Linked DNA regions of Homo sapiens: region 1 is linked to region 2. Evidence: chromatin loops called from intact Hi-C (ENCODE). Cell type or tissue: gastrocnemius medialis. All regions are shown on one strand. Links, peaks and the distances in the headings refer to the core of each region. The heading gives the core; the rest is flanking DNA. Region 1 overlaps PRDM2 (PR/SET domain 2). Region 2 overlaps LOC107984918 (a long non-coding RNA gene).

Region 1 (5,375 bases), core at 247-5,246, 280 kb before region 2:
AGGCAGCAAATACCTGGCACTCCAGAACCACTCGCCTTCCTGCATACAAGGCAGACATGGGTCACTTAGCCAGCCCTCTTTCCCTGAGTGTGAACCCAGCTTCAGAATCCAGTTCTATGCAGCACCCTGGGCAACTGCTCCCCCTACACAAATGGAAACCTGCTGGTCAACCCTGGCTTGGAAAGACTTCTGTGAAAATAGAAGGGGGAGAAGTTGACCCTAGAGAGTAGGTTCATCCATCCTCTGGGCTGTTCAGTATCTAGATCTGCTCCTTCTCTAACAAAGCTGGAGGGATGAGGCTCCAACCTTGGTAAAAACGAGGCCTGGCCGAAACCTCAGACATGCTGGTTTCCCAAGAAGATACAAAATGGGTTCATCCCAGGAAGAACAAAGACATCCATTCACCCGCAACACAGTTTTCAGCTCCTTCAAATCTGCTGGTGCTTCTTGTCCAGCAGACAAGGTGCTTACAAGTCACATTCTTTGCTGCTTAAAGGCCATGCCACTAGAAGGCGGCACAGGGGCGTGACCAGGGGCTCCCTTCTACCTCCTCACGCCTAGATCCACAGACGAGAGGTAGCACAAACTCATGATTAAGAGATGAGACAGACTGCCTGGACTTGACTCCTGGCTCCACCTCCTACCATCTGTGACTTCAGGCAAATTGCTTGACTTCCCTGTGCCTCGGTTTCCCCATTTGTAAAATGGGAGAACATGAAATTATTCATAGGGCTCTTTTGAAGATTAAATGAGGTAATACATGGAAAGCCCTTTATTTACATCGTGGCCAGCAAGCATTATCGGTGATCATCCTTACATTATTATTGTTTCAGCAAAGCGAGGTTATTTGGTTTTCATGGTTTGACAGAGCTAATGAAATGCTTTCTTCTTAACTTACCTTTTAAAAATTGACATTGAAATTCAAAACCAAAAGAAATAGAAAGTTACAGGGAGGGGGTGATAGAATAAGAATGAATCATCTTTTTTCTCACTTTGAATTGGAAAATGATTTCTTGTCTTACAGCTCACTTCTCTTTAGTTCTGATGGGTGGGAGCATCTGCTATAAGAAGGAAGCAGCTCTGGTCCACAGAGGAACAGCTCTGGCCTGGCAAAGACACAGCAAAGGTCCTTGGTGCCACTGGTAGCCAAACCAGGAGTTACAGGCCACTTGAGAGCTTTCTCTCTGGGCAGAGGCAGGAGATAATGAGGGAATGTTCTGGCTACTACAACTCACGCTGTCATGAAATCTTATACATGGCATGCCAGGCTCAACTTTTCATCAGATTCAAACTGAGATTAGAGAGGACATCAGTCAGTCATAATAGTGATGCTGACAGCAGCTGACGTTGACAGCACTCACTGGGGTGAACAGCATCTGTGGTCCTTCCAGGCTGCTCTAAAGTTGTCTTCGTGGCAATTCTTTGTGGTCAGATTGATTACTGCCCTTCCACAGAAAGGAAAACGGGCTCGGAGAGGTTGAGTAACTTGCATAGATTACGCTTACAGAACTACACATGATAAAGCCAGAATTCAAATATTTTATTCAACAAATATTTATTGAGCAGCTACTACATGCCAGGCTCCATTCTATTAATAGATGCTGGGAACGCAGCAGTGAAGAAATCAAAGTTCCTGCCTGGGTAGAACTCTCATCTAAGAAGGGGGAGACATAGAGTAAACAAACATAATGAGTCCATAACAGAATGTACAGAAGGCTTAAGGGTCTTGAACAGTAAAGCACAGCAAGTAGAGGGATGAGGGACCAGGCAGTGTGACAGATCGATGGTCAGGAAAGGCTTCTTGGAGGAGGTGCCAGCTGATCAGCCTTCCAGGTCCAGAGCCAATGCCCGTACCTACATTCCGCTGCCTGTCATGAAAACAGTAGAACCTCAACCCCGGCTAGTGCTGGCCTGCACCTCACCATCTCTTCTGTGGAATGCAAGTGGCCTTCAGGAAATTCTGAACTTGGAATTTCCATTTCTATGTAATCATGGCAGACCAGGCTGAACTGAAGCTCTGTCTCAACTTGCATTGCTCCCATGAGGGGCCCTGGTCTCAGACTGAGAAAGGCTCCAGGGATCCCAGGAGAATCAATGTCTGGAGCTCCCCAGGTACCAAGCTTGTCCGACCTGCAGCCCACAAGCTGCATGCAGCCCAACACAAATTCATAGACTTTCTTAAAACACTAACTTTTTTTTTTGCGATATCTTTCTTTTGTTTTAGCTCATCAGCTTTCATGTTACTATATTTTATGTGTGACCTAAGACAGTTCTTCCAACGTGGGCCAGGGAAGCCAAAAGATTGGACATCCCTGCTCTATGCTCTCCATGAGCCGGGACTCAATTGCTCCGCACTTACCTAGATAGAAAAGAATACATCATTCTAGAAGCCTTTAGGAGTGTTTTAAAAATTCTGACAAAGCTCTAGCCTCACCAAAGGATAGAACCACCCACTCATGAAATTAATAGAAACTTATGTTTCTCAGTTCCCACAAAGGGCTTTTTTCTCTTTCAGGGCTTTTGAAAAGTGAGTCGTTTCTGCAACAGCCTCGTCCCCAAGTTCTTTAGTGATCACCATCATCCAAGTTCCCCACATGCTGCCCCTTTCCACCCGGGGCCGGCTACTAAGACCTGGCAATTTCCTTAGCGGTGCCTCCCTAGGTCTGTTTTTGTGAGGACTTGAGCACCTGACGCGGATTAAGCGTCCACTGTCATCACCAGCGCCACCACAGCCATCAGCCATTGGATCCTCACTGGGAACACATGCTGCCTTCTGTAACGCGCACGGCATGTGGCAGGTGGGGGGCACAGAGCTCCCCTACAGGCCAGGAAGCTGGTCACTCTGTGGGCAGCATGCCCTGCCACTCAGTAACTAACAGCACCCAGGTAAGGAACACCTAGATGGGAAGGCATTCAATGCCCATGTTCTTCCCATGATCCTACACACACTCTCTGCAGTAAAACTGCTCTCTGGCCATCAGCATCTCATTTGGGGGACACAACAGTTATGTACATGCAAGTCTCTCTAAAACCCAAGGGCACAGTGATTAGGTGGTTTCAAATTGTAGTTGAGCTTGGCTCTGGAACCAGATGGCTGGGTTTGGGGTCTCCACTTGTAGCCATGGGACATAATTCAAGTGATGTTGCCTCTCTCCGACTCGGTTAATCTATCTGTAAATGAGAATACCATCTCCGTCAGATGTGGGAGAGCTCAAAATGTAAAGCACTCAGAAAGGTGCCCCACGCGCTGGAAAGGCCAGTGACACTCCAGGCGCATCCTCAACTCCCTCCATGGTGGTTAGCTACACCCCGAGGGTCCTCTAAGAGTCCCAGGACAAAGTCCTTCAGATCTACAGCCTGACACTTTGATGATTCAGATTGGCTGTTGAAAGATGTTTTCTGAATGGCTGGCTGACTGAATCACAACAGGAGAATGTGCCTGAATTCACAAGTCCAATAATAGCCTGGAAATAGAAGCCATCTGAAAATGTTCTAAACTCTAGCTGGGTTGGCAAGGATTGGATGCGATTATAAAAAGCAAGTGAGAAGAGAATGTTACCGCAAGGAAAATTGAATCCATGAGTTTTAAATAACTTCATTCCAATAAAAAAAATTAAAGTATATTTTGGGCCAATGATTAAATGCTACGACAAATTCAACTGCTGTACACTGAAATTGTTTTTAAGTTAAAAAATTAAAATACCCATAACTGTCTCCTAAGGCCTAAATGCCCTTTTGTTAACTTACCTGTGCCACAAATTCCAGGTTTTTTAAAGTGAGTCCTATTTTAAATGTACATTTAGATTTAATGCTAAGACTCAGTAGATGTAGGATTCCAGATTGTATCATAGGCTCCTGTTTAAACATGAATAAGGAAATATTCTTAGCTTAAATATGTTCTGAATCAGAACACAAACCTGGGCTTTAAAATTCACCTGTAGCTTTCTGTGGTTGCTGAAATGACACTCCAGTTCTTTCTCCCCTCACTGAGTAACTCAGGTGGCACCTATGAAAGGGTGTTCAGAAACATGGCTTGTTCTGTTGACTTCCTGCCATGGTTTATTAGCTGGACATGGGAAGGCACATTTAGGCACCAGTCTTCCGTAAAATGTTTATGGTCTCCAGAATGTCCACCTGAATTTCTATTTTAAAAAAGAGTTGAAAAGAAATCCAGCTGACATAAGGAAGGCAGAAATGCAGGCATGTGCAAATCCTATTACCCGCAACAGGTCGACAAGTTTATTTTAATAAAAGTATTTCTGGGTACCTTTTAATGACTCACAATTAAATGCAATTTTTGCAACTGCAAGTAATTTAATGTAGAGTGATGATGGTTTCCTCAATTCTTAATCTAGAAAACTAAATGAAACCTACACACCCCCTCCAGGTTCTAATCCTATACTTTAAAAATAAGGTATCGGCAGAACGTAAATACCTGTTTGTTTTGCATGTAACAAACACACTATTTGCTGAAGTCGGGAGGCAGCCTAGACCAACTTTCTTTTTGGGTTAATGCCCAGCAGCTCAAGGTTCTCCGCCGGTATCTGAGGAGATGCTTGAGGATCCCAGGGCCTTTAGAATCATCTCCAAAATCAAAGGGTATTACTATAATGAGCTTGGCTTCTGTTAAACAGTCACGTTGCCGTTGATGAACCACATGGCTCTATAAAAGCCAGCTTGATTGACCTGAACTAATTGGTCTGTGATGGGGGTAGAAGTTTATTCCACAGTGAGAGGGAAACTAAAAGCAAATGGGTCCAGGAGCAACTCCTGACTAATAAAGGCTCGCTGCACCAGGAAGATTTCCTTACCCACAAATGACTGTTCCACTTGTTCACTAATGCTTGGAAAAGCTTTTATGGAGAAGGTACTGCGTCCTGTTTTCTATATTTAGAAGAAATAAAATCCCTTAAAAAAAAAAAACCCTACCTATAAAAACGATGGACTGCACAGTGTAGCTTGGAGTTCAAATCCCAACTTGCCACCTTAGAGTTGTGTGCCCTTGGAACAAAATCACTTTCCCCAAATCTGTTTCTCCATCGGTAAATGACACCAACCTCAGGCTGTCATTGCCAAGACTTGTAGATGCTCAGCAGAGTACCCAGCAAACAGCAGGCATTGGAAAGCCAGACTGAATCCACCCTAAAGCTTCTCAGATCATTTCCACCACCACTCAGAGGAAGCGGCACAAGGGCAGAAGGGGGGGAGGGAGGAAGTGACATGACCCTGTGTAGGTGGCAGCAAGGATCGGGCCTAGGGGCCTGGGACTGCAGCACAGAGATCCATGGCACCAAGGAGCAGTTTCGCACTTTTTTCCCTACATGCCACCCACTCAAACCTCAAACCGTATTCAACTTCTATTTTGACATTAGATG
Region 2 (5,375 bases), core at 186-5,185:
TAGCCTAGTTGACAGGCATCATTTACAGGTGACAATTAGTTAATCAATTCTTGAGTGTTCTGGGGCTGATTCTAGGAACTGGAATAAAGTATCGAGCCTGACTTGGCACAGTGGCTCACGTCTGTAATCTCAGTACTTTGGGAGACTGAGGCAGGAGGATAACTTGAGCCCAGGAGTTTGAGACCAGCCTGGGCAACATAGTGAGACCCCCAATCACTGCAAAAAGTAAAAAAAAAAAAAAAAAAAAAAAAAAAAAATTAGCCAGGTGTGGTAGCATGTGCCTGTAGTGCCAGCTACTTGGGAGGCTGAGGTGGGAGGAGCTCTTGAGCCTGGGAGGTTGGGACTGCAGTGAGCCATGATTGCCCCACTGGACTTCAGCCTGCGTGACAGAGTAAGAACCTATCTCTAAATAAATAAATAAGAAAGAATGAATGAATAAAAAGATTGGCCCTTATAGAGGTTCCATTTTAGTGGTGGAAAGTAGCGTGAATAAGTAAACAAACCAGCAAGCTGAGAAATGCCAGGGGGTAATAATAAACAAGTTGAAGCCAGGAAAAGAAGGGAAGCAACTTAGGAAGACAAGGGAGATTGACTGGAGAAAGATATGAGGTCAGTGAATGCCAGTTTGGGGAGGTGACATATGGGCTGAGAAAGCCCAAATGACCAAATGGCACCAACCATGCCAGGAGCTGGGAAGGAAGTACTTCCAGTGGAGGGCACAGCAAAGGGCAAAGCTCTGGTGGTGGAAACAAACATGAGGAATTGCATGTATGAAAAGACTAGAGTGTGGTGAACCAAGAGAAGAGGGGTCCCAAATTAGGGGGGTGGGGGAAGGAACACGGAGCCAGGCCATGCAGGATCTGGTGGGCTCTTGTTCCAAGTTCCTTAGTGTATCAGTTAGCTATTGCTGTGTAACAAATTACCCCCTTTTAGCAGTTTTAAACAAAACACATTTCAAAGCTCACAGTTTCTGCAGGTCAGGAGTCTGGGAAGGCTTTCTCTGGGTCTTCTGCTTCAGGGAGTGTCACAGGTTGCAGTCAAGGTGTTGGCTGGGCTGTAGTCTCTCTGGGTTCAACTGGGGAAGGCCCCACTTCAAGCTCCCGTGGTTGTTGGCAGGATTCAGCTCCTCAGGGGGCTATTGATCTGAGCACCCCCAACCCTGTTCCTCACCATGAGGGTCTCTCCAACAGAATAGCTTTCCTCATCAAATTGTGCAGGAGACAAATCGTTCAGGGAGATGACACAGTCTACCCACAAGACAGAACCTGAACACAGAATTGACCTTCATTGCCTCTGCCATATTCTATTTGTTAGAAGCAAGTCAGGGTCCCACCTCCACTCAAGGAATACCTGGAGGTGGGGATCATTGGGGGTCATCTTAGAAGGCTGCCTGCCACTCACAGGAAGTCACTGGAGGTGTCTAAGCAGGGAGGTGACTTGATCTGACGTGTATTTTCAAAGGGTCACTTTGGCTTCCTTAAGTATTGTGTGGGTGGGGGATGGGCAAGAGTGGGAGCCAGCTGGCCAGCCAGCGGCTGCTGTAAAAGACGATGCTGGTTTGGGTTCAGGAGGTAGTGGTGGAGATGCAGAGTAGAGGCAAGGGGGGCTTGCCAGTGGATCCAGAGAGGGTCACACAACGAGGAACTGGGGATGACTCCCAGGTTTCCCAGGGCTTGCAACTTGTACCTATGGGAGGATGGCGCTTTGGATTCTCGTTTTTCTCCTCCTGAGACAGACAGGGTGAAACTCTCTCCACCCTCCTCCAACCCTACCCAAGGTCGCACACTTGCTGGATGGCTGGCCAGCATTAGGAGCCCCGGCTGTGAGCAGAGAGCAGATGTCTCCTTGTACCAGGCTGAGAGACTGACCCTGTGTCCTCAGTCTCATTAGCCTGCCCACGCTCAGACCAACCAAGCTAGCGGGCCAGAGGGAGGGAAGCCGCGCCCCCATAACTGTGATCACAAAGTCAACCAGAGCTGGAGAGGGCTCAGGGGTATGTGTGTCTGTGTCTGTCTCAGATGGGCTACACGTGGAGAAGGGAGTGGTTCAGGGCAGGGAGAGTTACTACAGCTGACCCTAGAATGTTAGGGCATCACTAGTCAGTATATTCCAGAGAAACAAACACGTCAGCTCTTTATCTGAGGAATATCTGTCTACACGAAACCTTTATTTGCTCCATGTGGAAAGAGAGAGAAATAGATCATCATGCAGTTACCATGTATTGTGTTTCCACTACGTGTAGGTCTCACTGCTAAGCCCTCAACAGACACCTCATTTCATCCTCGTAACAACCCCGTGAAATAGACATTACTATTATCCCATTTCCTAGATGGGAAAACTGAGGCTTAGAAAAGTTAAACAACTTGCCCAAGATCTGTTTAACTTCAAACCCACATTCCCAACGGCTACCACCACCCTGGCTCCCATTTAGGCTGGTGAAAGATTCATTTCCTGCTTCCAGAGGCAAAACTAGGGGCGGGAGTTTTTCTTCTAAAACGTGGGGTCCAGCCTTGCTCCAGAGAGTAAACTGCGTTGAGAGAAGCGCTCAGTTTTGAGCAGTGCGAGCCGCAGGTGGTGCTCCCTAGCGGTGGTAGCTAAAAAGGGCAGCGGCCGTGGGACGGGAACATGGAGCTGCTGTTGCAGCCAGTTAACGGGCTGGTGACAAAGTCGCAATTGTGTCTGTGGAGCAGGGAGCCTGTTCCATCGAGGCAGGCTGCCCCAAGTAAAAGGCTAGAGAGTGTCTCCTTTCCTGGGGCCCATGAGATGTCCTCACGCTCCCTGGCCAGGCCAGTCAGGTGCTGATCAGAGGTGAAATACGCCAGTAACGCAAATGACATCACCAGACACCAGCCATACTCTTATTCAAACCTAGCATTTGCACCTAAATTCAACTTCTGCACATAAAATACTGGCAGCATCTTGTTTACGACTTAAGGCATAGGATTTTGGCTAATTTAGATGTCAGTCTGGTGAACAAAGGGGGATATTCTTCTTATTGAATTTTTCTTGCTTACAGCAACCTGGCATCGCGTGGTGGGTTTCCTGGGGACCGCCTTGCACATAGCTTCCCAAGGCCCAACCTCATGGGAAATTGGACAGGGATGGAGAGTGAGACATGACGTGCTCTGTAGTTCGGAGAACACAGGGAGGAGTGAGGATTCCGCTGGGGGTGGGGGATGGGGAAGGCATGACGTCAGGTGTTTAAATCATAGGGATACCTTGGGTATTTGCCACGCTCCTGCTTTGAGCCTTTTGAATAGGAATTACAAAGTGTGCAGACTCTGAGAATACATACGGAGACAGAGCTGACAAGTGGAATCTCTCAACGTTCCTCCCTGTTACCTGCAATGTTTGTTACCTGCAATGTTTGCCCTCAAGGGTAAGAGATTCCCTTCCTGGAGAGGGGGTGAGTGGGTGAATTGGTGAATGGTGCAGGTGGGGACTCAGAATGCCTGTGTTCTATTTCTAGCGCCTATCACTGACTCATATTGTGACCTTGCTGAGGTCATGGCTCTGTTTTATTTGTTGGGGGAAAAATTTAGAGGTGGCAAAGCTTGTATTTCCCCCAAGGGATGGGAGCTCTGGAATCTGAGATACCTCCCTGCTCCCTACAAAGCCCAACCATGTCTAGTTCTGCTGATATTAATGAAAAGAATGCTTACATTTGGATCCAAGGAACTTTGGGGGACACTCGAGGAAACAAATTGTTCCTGCCATCGCAAGATTTGTGGCCACTTTTATTGGCAATATTTCTCCAAAGACCTTTCAAATCATGTTCCCATACAAATACTTCCCCATGCGGCCCTCACGTTGTCTGTGGAAAGGAAGAAGAAAGGTATTTTTTCATTAGTTTCAGGATGAGGAAATCAAGGCTAGGAGTGGTATTTCTCAATAGGTTTGTTACCAAGAGCCCCTCTTAATATTTTAGTACCATGCATTCCCCTGTTTTGCAAGTCCTTGTCAACTAAATACTTGCATTTATTCAGTAGAAATTCATCTCTGTTTTTCTTAAAGTCACCTATGAATGCCGGTTCTGCACAAAAGGACTAGTGCTACCATTAAGTTCACTGGCAAGAATTGCAGTATTTAATCCGGGAGACCTCCTCAAAGATAAAGGCCTAATTTTCACCAGACTTTTTTAAATTTTGAAAAGACCTCCTCTTCATAGTATCTGGGGACCCAGGCTAAGAAGTCCCCAGAGAGATCAAGTGGCTTGTGAAAGATTCTGTGGCTAGTGGTGGGGCCAGGACCAGACCCAGGGTCTTGATTCATATAGGTCAGTGCTCCAGCCAACCAGACCACTTGGCAGGGAGGGCTTGTGTACACACCCAGACATACAGACACGCGGGCATGCACGTGCAAGATGGCAGCCCAACCAAATGCGGGTGTCATGAAACCATGATGCTAAGGGCTCAAACCAGTAATAGGTTCCCCTCAGTACAGGAGGGAGCAGGCAGAACCAAGCCTGAGATTGGCAGAGTGCAACAGTTCGGTTCAGGCTGCTTTTGCAGAGTTGCAAGGGTGGGAGATGTGTTTATTCTGCCACCTGCCTGCACTTTGTGTGACTCTTCAATAATTTATACATCATTTATGTAGGCAGAAGCATTTTCATCCACTCTGGGAGCATTCAGACCACTCCTCCCGACACCTGCCTCTTCAAGAGCATGAGACTGGGGTGGGGAAGCTGAGCCCTTGAAGTTGGGGATGGCAATGGCAAATTGGGCACCCTGGGAGAGTGGAGACAGAGACGGAGAACTGAGGGAGGTCTGGCTTAGTGGCCTGGAATGTAAGTAGGGGAAAAGCTGCAGGACTCCAGGTGCCTCAAAGCTTCCCCCTGGGTCTCCCCCGCCTCTTCCCCAGGGCTCCTGCAAATATGCTCATCTGTTGAGCCCTTGGCTCCATCCCAGGGGATCAGTTTTTTCATCCCATGGCTCAGAGGCATCAAGTCGGCCTGTACCTTTGGAAGAAGGCCGAGGGCTTAGCTTTATGGCTTCAGAATCCGAGGCTCCACCAATCCCCAGCATGGCCAGGGGCCAGGGAAGGGTCTCTGGGAGCCTGCTGCCCAACAGCTGTTCCCTGGGTTATTTTGGTCTAGTGGGAGTCTGTCAATTCTAGGGCATTTGGACCAAAATAGCCAACAGCGGGACAATCTCTTGGTAGCTCTGTGGGGACCCCTCCCCATATAGAAGTTTCTAGAATGAGGTGGGACAGAAAGAAAGGAGTTTGGCATCGGGGTGGTGAAGAGGGAATTTTCCTGCCAGTGTCAGAGGCTGACATCAGCATTTCCTCACTGTCCTTTCATCTCAGCCTTGGCACGTTCCTGACTGCCTCCCTAGGCTATCCAAGGTGGGGTTTTGAGGGGGAGAGAGGAAAAG

The links. A loop is a pair of places that touch in the nucleus more often than their neighbours do. Peaks named below come from ENCODE experiments on the same cell type or tissue, not always from the same donor. Only the 100,000 strongest peaks of a DNase experiment are listed, where the experiment ranks them.
Region 1: a loop joins it to region 2, with 2.6 times the contacts of the local background. A loop is called at or near these places in 1 of 110 quality-filtered maps.

Annotation. Positions count from the first base shown.
Region 1 is chr1:13,790,663-13,796,037 of GRCh38, reverse strand. All of the region lies in intron 8 of PRDM2 (PR/SET domain 2), which reads right to left. Among named protein-coding and RNA genes, the nearest start is that of PRDM2, 93 kb to the right of the region's middle. RefSeq lists an enhancer at 2,757-3,257. In gastrocnemius medialis, for the core only: no CTCF peak of the experiment used is centred there; DNase peaks (open chromatin) are centred at 2,708 and 3,383; H3K27ac peaks cover 4,425 bases.
Region 2 is chr1:13,514,609-13,519,983 of GRCh38, reverse strand. LOC107984918 (a long non-coding RNA gene) reads right to left here. Exons shown (of 3, transcript XR_001737896.2): 3 at 3,720-3,814. Among named protein-coding and RNA genes, the nearest start is that of LRRC38, 3.3 kb to the right of the region's middle. In gastrocnemius medialis, for the core only: a CTCF peak has its summit at 2,558 (motif pointing left); a DNase peak (open chromatin) is centred at 2,613; H3K27ac peaks cover 2,102 bases.